Linked DNA regions of Homo sapiens: all the other regions are linked to region 3. Evidence: chromatin contacts called from ENCODE Hi-C or POLR2A ChIA-PET data. All regions are on one chromosome and are shown on one strand. The core of a region is the stretch at or near the end of the contact, and the rest is flanking DNA. Distances in the headings are between cores, read along the strand shown. Region 1 overlaps TSBP1-AS1 (TSBP1 and BTNL2 antisense RNA 1). Region 2 holds the start of ATF6B (activating transcription factor 6 beta). Region 3 holds the start of TAP2 (transporter 2, ATP binding cassette subfamily B member).

Evidence for each region. A loop is a pair of places that touch in the nucleus more often than their neighbours do. ChIA-PET counts read pairs that join two places held with the same protein, here RNA polymerase II (POLR2A). Pooled maps may share reads with other maps.
Region 1: a pooled map shows a loop between it and region 3 (15-fold over the local background). The contact joins the enhancer-like site here to the promoter of TAP2 in region 3. A Hi-C loop is called at or near these places in 3 of 50 pooled maps. POLR2A ChIA-PET finds 5 or more read pairs at or near these places in 2 of 52 experiments (activated B cell and activated CD4-positive, alpha-beta T cell).
Region 2: a loop to region 3 is called in a map of CD8-positive, alpha-beta T cell, with 2.0 times the contacts of the local background. The contact joins the promoter of ATF6B here to the promoter of TAP2 in region 3. A Hi-C loop is called at or near these places in 3 of 168 maps with a recorded cell type or tissue (CD8-positive, alpha-beta T cell and naive thymus-derived CD4-positive, alpha-beta T cell) and 12 of 50 pooled maps. POLR2A ChIA-PET finds 5 or more read pairs at or near these places in 5 of 52 experiments (CD4-positive, alpha-beta T cell, WTC11, activated B cell and 2 more).

The regions. Positions count from the first base shown.
Region 1 is chr6:32,270,290-32,273,633 of GRCh38, reverse strand. The region is part of intron 1 of TSBP1-AS1 (TSBP1 and BTNL2 antisense RNA 1); the gene reads right to left. Among named protein-coding and RNA genes, the nearest start is that of TSBP1-AS1, 17 kb to the right of the region's middle. Within about 2 kb of position 2,058, at least 3 of the 41 ENCODE cell types and tissues checked have a DNase peak (open chromatin) inside an H3K27ac peak, as active enhancers do.
Region 2 is chr6:32,126,962-32,130,206 of GRCh38, reverse strand. It overlaps ATF6B (activating transcription factor 6 beta), which reads left to right and starts at 1,961. Exons shown (of 18, transcript NM_004381.5): 1 at 1,961-2,090; 2 at 2,457-2,536; 3 at 2,687-2,765; 4 at 3,013-3,104. The coding sequence starts at 2,000. FKBPL (FKBP prolyl isomerase like) reads left to right here. Exons shown (of 2, transcript NM_022110.4): 1 at 1-112; 2 at 353-1,500. The coding sequence starts at 427. The coding sequence ends at 1,476.
Region 3 is chr6:32,837,431-32,840,868 of GRCh38, reverse strand. TAP2 (transporter 2, ATP binding cassette subfamily B member) reads left to right here and starts at 2,130. Exons shown (of 12, transcript NM_001290043.2): 1 at 2,130-2,216; 2 at 2,632-3,128; 3 at 3,218-3,332. The coding sequence starts at 2,636. PSMB8 (proteasome 20S subunit beta 8) reads left to right here. Exons shown (of 6, transcript NM_148919.4): 6 at 1-152.

The DNA of each region.
Region 1 (3,344 bases), core at 809-3,308, 570 kb after region 3:
TTATTGCATTTGCTTTTGGTTCTTGGTCATGAAATCCTTGCCTAAGCCAATGTCTACAAGGGTTTTTCCAATGTTACCTTCTAGAATTTTTATAGTTTCAGGTCTTAGATTTAAGTCCTTAGTCCTTCTTGAGTTGATTTTTGTATAAGGTGAGAGATGAGGATCCAGTTTCATTCTCCTACATGTGGCTTGCCAATTATCCTAGCACCATTTGTTGAATAGGGTGTCCTTTACCCACTTTATGTTTTTGTTTTCTTTGTCAAAGATCAGCTGGCTGTAAGTATTTGGGTTTATTTCTGGGTTCTCTATTCTGTTCCATTGGTCTTTGTCCCTATTTTTATACCAGTACTATCCTGTTTTGGTGACTATGGCCTTACAGTATAGTTTGAAATCAGGTAATGTGATGCCTCCAGATTTGTTCTTTTCCCTTAGCCTTGCTTTGGCTATTTGGGCTCTTCTTTGGTTCCATATGAATTTTAGGATTTTTTTTTCTAGTTCTGTGAAGAATGATGCTGGTATTTATATGGGAATTGCATTGAATTTGTAGATTGCTTTTGGCAGTATGGTCATTTTCACAATATTGATTCTACCCATCCACGAGCATGGGGTGTGTTTCCATTTGTTTGTGTCATCTATGATTGTTTTCAGCAGTGTTTTGTAGTTTTCCTTGTAGAGGTCTTTCACCTCCTTGGTTAGGTATATTCCTAAGTTTTTTTGATTGTGTGATTTGTTTGTTTGTTTGTTGCAGCTATTGTAAAAAGTGGTTGAGTTCTTGATTTGATTCTCAGCTTGGTCACTGTTGGTGTACAGGAGAGCTACTGATTTGTGTACATTAATTTTGTATCCAGGAAATTTGCTGAATTATTTTATCAGTTCTAGGAGCTTCTTGGAGGAGTCTTCTGGGTTTTCCAGGTATACAATCATATCATCAGCAAACAGTGACAGTTTGACTTCCTCTTTACCAACTTGGATGCCTTTATTCTTTCTCTTGTCTGATTGCTCTGGCTAGGACTTCCAGTACTATGTTGAAGTGGTGAAAGTGGGCATCCTTGTCTTGTTCCAATTCTCAGAGGGAATGCTTTCAACTTTTCCCCATTCAGTATTATGTTGGCTGTGCGTTTATCATACATGGTTTTTATTACATTGAGGTATGTCCCTTGTAGGCTGATTTTGCTGAGAGTTTTAATCATAAAAGGATGCTGCATTTTGTCAAATGCTTTTTCTGTGTCTATTGAGATGATCATGTGATTTTTGTTTTTAATTGTTTATGTGGTGTATTACATTTATTGACGTGCATATGTTAGACCATCCCTGCATCCCTGCTATGAAACCCACTTGATCATGGTGGATTATCTTTTTGATATGTTGTTGGATTTGGTTAGCTGGTATCTTGTTAAGGATTTTTGCATCTATGTTCATCAGGGATATTGGTCTTCAGTTTTCTTTTTTGTTGTTGTTATGTTCTTTTGTTCTTTCCTGGCTTTGGTATTAGGATGATACTGGCTTCATAAAATGATTTAGGGAGGATTCCTTCTTTCTCTATCTTGTGGAATAGTGTCAATAGGATTGGTACCAATTCTTCTTTGAATGTCTGGTAGAACTCAGTTGTGAATCCGTCTGGCCCTGGACTTTTTTTTTTGTAATTTTTTTATTACCATTTCAATCTTGCTGCTTGTTATTGGTCTGTTCAGGGTATCTAATTCTTCCTGATTTAAGGTAGGAGGGTTTTCTCTTCCCAGGAATGTATCGATCTCCTCCAGGTTTTCTAGTTTATGCACATAAAGGTGTTCATAGTAGCCTCAAATGATCTTTTGTATTTCTGTGGTGTCAGTTGTACTATCTCCCATTTCATTTCTACTTGAGCTTCTTTGGATTTTCTCTCTTCTTGGTTAATCTTGCCAATGGTCTATCAAGTTTATTTATCTTTTCAAAGAACCAGCTTTTTGTTTCACTTCTGTATTTTTTTGTTTCAATTTCATTTAGCTCTGCTCTGATCTGGGTTATTTCCTTTCTTCTGCTGGCTTTGGGCTTGGTTCTTGTTTCTCTAGTTCCTTGAGGTGTGACCTTAGGTTGTCTATTTGTGCTCTTTCAGACTTCCTGATGTAGGCATATAGGGCTAAGAACTTTCCTCTTAGCACCGCCTTTGCTGTATCCCAGAGGTTTTTGTAGGTCATGTCACTATTGTTATTCAGCTTGAATAATTTTTTAATTTTCATCTTGATTTCATTGTTGACCCAATGATCATTCAGGAGCAGGTTATTTAATTTCCATGTATTTGCGTGGTTTTAAAGGTTCCTTTTGGAGCTGATTTCCAGTTTTATTTCACTGTGGTCTGAGACAGTGCTTAACATAATTTCAGTTTTCTTAAATTTATTGAGACTTGTTTTGTGCTCTATCATGTGGTCTATCCTGGAGAAAGTTCCATGTGCTGAAGAATTGAACGTATATTCTGCAGTTGTTGGGTAAAATGTTCTGTATATATCTGTTAAGTCTATTTGTTCCAGGGCATAGTTTAAATTCATTGTTTTTTTGTTGGCTTTCTGTCTTAATGATCTGTCTAGTGCTGTCAGTGGCGTATTAAAGTCCCCCACTAGTATTGTGTTGCTGTATATATCATTTCTTAGGTCTAGTAGTAATTGTTTTATAAATTTGGGAGCGCCAGTGTTAGGTGCATATATATTTAGGATTGTGATATTTTCCTGTTGGACAAGAAATGCCACATTTTAAAAATAAAAATTATCAAACTGGATTAAATGGCAATATAAATGTCAGTTGATAGGATAGTTAATACTATACTCAACAATGTAATGAAGAGTAAGAAAGGGCTGGGCTTTGTGGCTCATGCCTGTAGTCCCAGCACTTTGGGAGGCCCAAGGGAAGAGGGGCTGGCTCTCACTCCCCGCATCGCGGGGGGCGCCTGAGATAAGGTGGATCACCTGAGATAAGGAGTTCAGACCAGTCTGGCCAATATGGTAAAACCCCGTCTCAACTAAAAATACAAAAAAATTAGCTGGGTGTGGTGGCGGGCACCTGTAATCCCAGCTACTTCGGGAGGCTGAGGCAGAAGAATCGCTTGAACTCAGGAGACAGAGGTTGCAGTGAGTCGAAGTCACGCCATTGCACTCCAGCCCGGGCGACAAGAGCGAAACTCTGTCTCAAAAAAAAAAAGTAAGAAAGAACTCAAACTTATACGTAGTGATCATGACAATAAGGAATTTTGTCTGTGTGAGCTCTGAAAATTTTATAAAGTTTTTAAATATGGAGTTCATGCTTAGTGATTGAGTTATTTAATGTCAAATGATATCTAAGCATTTATTTTTAACATTTCATTAATCAAGTACACA
Region 2 (3,245 bases), core at 712-3,211, 710 kb after region 3:
CGTGGGGCAAGGCTCCGAGGGCAGCATTCAGTAGCCATTTAGCTTTGGAAGGAGAGGTGATTCGAATGGCCCGGCTCCTCCTGTCACCATGCTAGGCACTTTGGCCGCGCAGGTACTTATTGACCCGACCGGGTGTCCGTAGTTGGCGCGGCTACCTTAACCGCAGGGAATTGTGGAATTTATAGTTCTAAATTATATGTGGGTGGAACGGGGAAGCTGGAGCAGATTTTTGGAGGAAAGCAAAACTGGGGACTTTCAGGACTAGGGGCCTGGGTCTCAGAAGAATGGGAAAGGACGAGAAAGGAGTCTAAATAAGAACCCTGCTATTAGCATTGTTTGGTTTTCTTTTCAGGTGCTGACCTGAACCTGGTTCATCCCTTTCTGACCAAAACTGTTCACTCACCGTGGAAGGGACTAAGCATCCATATGGAGACGCCACCAGTCAATACAATTGGAGAAAAGGACACCTCTCAGCCGCAACAAGAGTGGGAAAAGAACCTTCGGGAGAACCTTGATTCAGTTATTCAGATTAGGCAGCAGCCCCGAGACCCTCCTACCGAAACGCTTGAGCTGGAAGTAAGCCCAGATCCAGCCAGCCAAATTCTAGAGCATACTCAAGGAGCTGAAAAACTGGTTGCTGAACTTGAAGGAGACTCTCATAAGTCTCATGGATCAACCAGTCAGATGCCAGAGGCCCTTCAAGCTTCTGATCTCTGGTACTGCCCCGATGGGAGCTTTGTCAAGAAGATCGTAATCCGTGGCCATGGCTTGGACAAACCCAAACTAGGCTCCTGCTGCCGGGTACTGGCTTTGGGGTTTCCTTTCGGATCAGGGCCGCCAGAGGGCTGGACAGAGCTAACTATGGGCGTAGGGCCATGGAGGGAGGAAACTTGGGGGGAGCTCATAGAGAAATGCTTGGAGTCCATGTGTCAAGGTGAGGAAGCAGAGCTTCAGCTGCCTGGGCACTCTGGACCTCCTGTCAGGCTCACACTGGCATCCTTCACTCAAGGCCGAGACTCCTGGGAGCTGGAGACTAGCGAGAAGGAAGCCCTGGCCAGGGAAGAACGTGCAAGGGGCACAGAACTATTTCGAGCTGGGAACCCTGAAGGAGCTGCCCGATGCTATGGACGGGCTCTTCGGCTGCTCCTGACTTTACCCCCACCTGGCCCTCCAGAACGAACTGTCCTTCATGCCAATCTGGCTGCCTGTCAGTTGTTGCTAGGGCAGCCTCAGTTGGCAGCCCAGAGCTGTGACCGGGTGTTGGAGCGGGAGCCTGGCCATTTAAAGGCCTTATACCGAAGGGGGGTTGCCCAGGCTGCCCTTGGGAACCTGGAAAAAGCAACTGCTGACCTCAAGAAGGTGCTGGCGATAGATCCCAAAAACCGGGCAGCCCAGGAGGAACTGGGGAAGGTGGTCATTCAGGGGAAGAACCAGGATGCAGGGCTGGCTCAGGGTCTGCGCAAGATGTTTGGCTGATTAAAAGTTAAACCTTAAAAGAGACAGGAACTTGTGAATTGTGGTCTGTGCTGTGAGATTTGGGGGTGGGGGGCCAGAGGGAAGGTTTCAGCCCATATCCCATTCTCAGCTTTTGGCTTCCTAGGGGAGGTAGCAGTGGTCACAGTGCGCCCCTTTTGAGGGGCTTATCTATCTCCGAGGACACATAGAAGCTGTCTAAACTAAACTTAGTAGTGGCTGGGGGAGATGGTGGACCTTAATACTGGGTACTACATCTCCCAGGCGCTTTATCACTGGAGCCTGTTTGGCGCATGCGCTTGGCGGTATGGCACTGTCTGGAAGTTACTTCCTGCTGCTGTGCTCCCATTGGGCCCGCCTACACAGTCATCCGCATCTGTTGATTCACGTGCTCAGCACCCAGGTCTCTTACTGGTCGGTAGAGCTTCCGGGACGCCCCCTTTTTTGAAAGAGTCAACTGATTAGTTGGTGATGGGGAGAGGCGGGCCTTGGGAACCGTCTCCTGGTTGGGGGGTGGGGGGGAAAGATGGCGGAGCTGATGCTGCTCAGCGAGATTGCTGACCCGACGCGTTTCTTCACCGACAACCTGCTTAGCCCGGAGGACTGGGGTCTGCAGAGTGAGGCACCGGGGAGGGGAGAGGGCTGTGGCAAACTGTCCCTGAGGCACGCGGGAAAGAAGCGGGGGCCTAAAGAGGAAGTCTGGGCAAATACGGAATCCGCCATCTGAAGGAGAGCGGAGCAGGGGGCTCGTTGTGCATTAAGGGGGATACAAAAGTCAGGGAAGAACTCTGCTCCCTGCTGGAACGTCGAGTTGTTCCGGGGTCGGGGAAGGAGGGGCTGAAGCGCCCTGGTTGTATCACTTTTCAAGTGGGCGGGCGGTGGGTCTGGCCGAGCGGAGCCAATGAGGGATGGGGCGGGGGCTTGTGTGCGATCTGTAGGCTGGGGCCACCGAACGACCCCCCGACGCTCAGCATTTCTTGCAGACAGCACCTTGTATTCTGGCCTAGATGAAGTGGCCGAGGAGCAGACGCAGCTCTTCCGTTGCCCGGAGCAGGATGTCCCGGTATTGTGTCCCCAGCCTTTCTCTAACCCTTGGTGGGTGGAAAGTGAGCCCAGAACCTGGACCCATTCACAGGCCATAACTCATCTGGAGTCACCCCTACTTTCTCATCCTTTCTCACACTCCTGCCCTCTTGTATCCTCCCTTATTTAGTTTGACGGCAGCTCCCTGGACGTGGGGATGGATGTCAGCCCCTCTGAGCCCCCATGGGAACTCCTGCCGATCTTCCCAGGTAAGGTAGTCTTTGTCGTTCCCTCAGATTTCCAGAAACCCTCATCTTCCCACTGTTTCCCAGAAACTACGTAGCTTCCTATATCCTCACGCTTCTACATAAGTGCCTATCCTCTCTCCTTCAATCCCCTATTTTTGTTTCTTCTCCCTTGCTGCGGTACAGGAATCCCCACCGACATGTCCTTGGGTACTTTTTGGACTCTTCTTAAGCTCTGCTTCCTGATAATTTCTAACTCCCTTTCCTCCAGATCTTCAGGTGAAGTCTGAGCCATCTTCCCCCTGCTCTTCCTCCTCCCTCAGCTCCGAGTCATCGCGTCTCTCCACAGAGCCATCCAGCGAGGTGAGAGAGCCATATCCCTCTTACTCTCTGTGACGGGGACTCTGCTTCATTCCCTTCACCCGTGGGTGACAAAGAAATGATTTAAATGATTTGTGTGCTATGAGTCATGAGGTGTGTGAGGTGTGGGGGGCCTTCTCCACT
Region 3 (3,438 bases), core at 881-3,380:
CCTAGCCTGAGCCAAAGAGAGAGTACGGGCTCAGCAGCCAGAGGAGGCCGGTGAAGTGCATCTTCTGCGTGTTCTCTATTTGAACAAGCATTTCCCCCAGGGAAGTTTCTGGGTGCCCCACTAAGTAGAATAAAGAAAAACGGTTATAAATACCTCTGTCTTGTGGCTGAATGGGGTTGGGCCTGTGGTTGTTGGGTGGGGCAGAAAGTAAAGAGACGCTTTTTCTGGAGAAGGGGCTCAGACCCCTATCTAAGAAATGTGGCCTCACCACATAGTTCTTCCTGGGGTTTCCTTCCACACTCATCTCTCCAAGACCTCAGGAAGGCTGCTCATTGCTGTCCATGGACACTTGTTTGCAATTTCACATAGGTTAGGGTCCTTTCCATAGAGAGGCACCTGGGGACTCCTGTGTGTTCCATTGTTAATGGTTTGAGGAACAGGGAGTAGGGCACCTAGGATAACTGTTTTTGACTTTATAGAGTAGGATGAAAAAGCTTCCACTTCACTTTAATATGGTAATCATATAAACACCATACCATTTATCCCAAATAACACTTTGGAGATATTGGATATTGAATATAAAGACAGACATTAAGGGTCTAATTTCATGATGTGTCATGCTGAATTGCAAGATGGCAGGACTATAATTTTAGAGGAAGAAGAGATCAGGAGGACTCCCCTAAGTGAGGAGTGTGGGGAAAATGTAAAAGATCCAGGTTAGAAGAAAGAGACACACATCATGAGATTTTCGGAATCATGCTGGAACTATGGACCATGTCACTTTCCAGAAAATAAAGGAAACAAATGCTTGAAAGTAGGAGCATGAGCTTGAGCATGGAGCTTTTTTCATTAGAGAGAGATTCTTAAAATGCCAGAATGAATAGAGTTGTAAAACTTTAGCGAGCCCCTACTTAAAATCCCTCCTCCCCACCACCACTATTTTAAACTTTAAGTGACTCCTTGGTAGTCACACAGGTAACATTTCAAAATGGTGATCTGGAATCCAAGCGACCCTTCCTTTGGGGAATTTGTTTGTTTGTTTGTTTTTAGTTTGGGAGGTGGTTTCAATCTGAAGAGTCCTTTCTGGAATAAACGAATCTTTCTGTTGCATAGGAAGGCTCTGGGTCAGGAAGGATATTTAAAAACCTAATTACTGTTCTAAACAGTGTTAAAATAGAACAAGAACCAAAGCTCAGTACGGGGCATTTCCCTCATAGGCTGAAGGTGCGCCCAACATAATTTGGAGTACAGACTCAGAGGCACCTGAACACGCGCCAGCTCAAGGTGCTCCGGCTGAGAAGGACGGATGAAGATGAACGCTCAGGGCCTACTAAATTCAAAGTCTGTACGTGAAAATCCCCTTTGGCCTGGTGAGATTGGTTGGAACCTTCTATTTAGGAGAGCCCGGCTCGCTCGCCTAAAACTGGAGCTTGCATGGAAGAGGGCACTTTTTTTTTTTTTAGACGAAGTCTCACTCTTGTCGCCCAGGCTGGAGTGCAATGACCCGATCTCGGCTCACTGAAACCTCTGCCTCCTGAGTTCAAGCGATTCCCCTGCCTCAGCCTCCCGAGTAGCTGGGATTACAGGCGTCCGCCACCACGCCCTGGCTAATTTTTGTATTTTTAGTAGAGACAGGGTTTCACCATGTTGGCCAGGCTGGTCTCGAACCCCTGACCTCAGGCGATCCGCCCGCCTCGGCCTCCCAAAGTGCTGTGATTACAGGCGTGAGCCACCGCGCCGGACCAGAAAGAAGGCACTTCTTAATAGTAGGCTCAGAGCTTGAAGTAGTAACTTTGAGAAAATTCAGTGATTCTCCAATTACAAAGCATTCTCCAATTACAAAGCAAGGACAACAGATAAAGTTGCCCTTGAGACAACTGTATTTTACTTAATGATAAAGAAACATTTTTGCAGTTTTATATCCCAGAGTAACCGCCACTAAAGGCGAGTGAGACTCATTGCAGGCCTGTACAGTGCGAACCAGAGTTCGGGCTCCAGTTCCGCTGTCTGCGGGTCTCGCGCGCCCCCTCCCGGCGGCCCAGCCCAGAATGAAGGCCTTGGCTGGGGAAGCGAAAGCGAAAGCTGCCCGAGCCCTGACGCCCGCCCTGGCCGAGCGTAGCTGGCGGACCAGAGCCGGTAGCGAGGTTGGGAGAGACGGAGCGGACCTCAGCGCTGAAGCAGAAGTCCCCGGAGCTGCGGTCTCCCCGCCGCGGCTGGTGAGTTGGTGCGGAGGGGAACCTGGAGCGCCAACAGGGACGCAGCCCAAGTGACTACCCACTCCACGCTCCTGCTTCCCAGTCCCTCTGCACCCGGCGATAGGAGGGAGCGGAGCCCGGACCACTTAGCTCGCCGCGGCAGGCGGGGGTGGGGGTGGGGGTCCGGGGATTTTTTTTTTTTTTTTTTAAGCACGAGGCTCCTGATGGTCATGCTTCCAGCTCCCCAGAAGGCCGAAAGCTGTCTGTCGTAGGAGGGGTGTACGGATGAGCACCGGTTACTCAGGAGAGCTCTCAGGGTTGAATAGGATAAAATGAGAAGCCGATGGACGGGTTAGGCGGAGCCGGGCGGGTAGGAGGGCAGGGACAAGGATTGGGACTCCACCCCCATGATTTCTCATCTCGTATCCGTTGACAGAGCCATGCGGCTCCCTGACCTGAGACCCTGGACCTCCCTGCTGCTGGTGGACGCGGCTTTACTGTGGCTGCTTCAGGGCCCTCTGGGGACTTTGCTTCCTCAAGGGCTGCCAGGACTATGGCTGGAGGGGACCCTGCGGCTGGGAGGGCTGTGGGGGCTGCTAAAGCTAAGAGGGCTGCTGGGATTTGTGGGGACACTGCTGCTCCCGCTCTGTCTGGCCACCCCCCTGACTGTCTCCCTGAGAGCCCTGGTCGCGGGGGCCTCACGTGCTCCCCCAGCCAGAGTCGCTTCAGCCCCTTGGAGCTGGCTGCTGGTGGGGTACGGGGCTGCGGGGCTCAGCTGGTCACTGTGGGCTGTTCTGAGCCCTCCTGGAGCCCAGGAGAAGGAGCAGGACCAGGTGAACAACAAAGTCTTGATGTGGAGGCTGCTGAAGCTCTCCAGGCCGGACCTGCCTCTCCTCGTTGCCGCCTTCTTCTTCCTTGTCCTTGCTGTTTTGGGTGAGTCAGGAGAGGACGTTGTGAGTTGGAGGTGGTAAAAGGGCCTGGGCACCAGCACATTCTTGTGTTATTTTTCATGCCTCTTTCAGGTGAGACATTAATCCCTCACTATTCTGGTCGTGTGATTGACATCCTGGGAGGTGATTTTGACCCCCATGCCTTTGCCAGTGCCATCTTCTTCATGTGCCTCTTCTCCTTTGGCAGGTAGGTGGTGGGCAGCTGGGTCCATTTGCTAGCCCCAAATCTTTATAGGGGTCTTCACTTCCCTAACTCCATTTCTAGGCCCTTTCAGGCGCAAAACACAAAAATA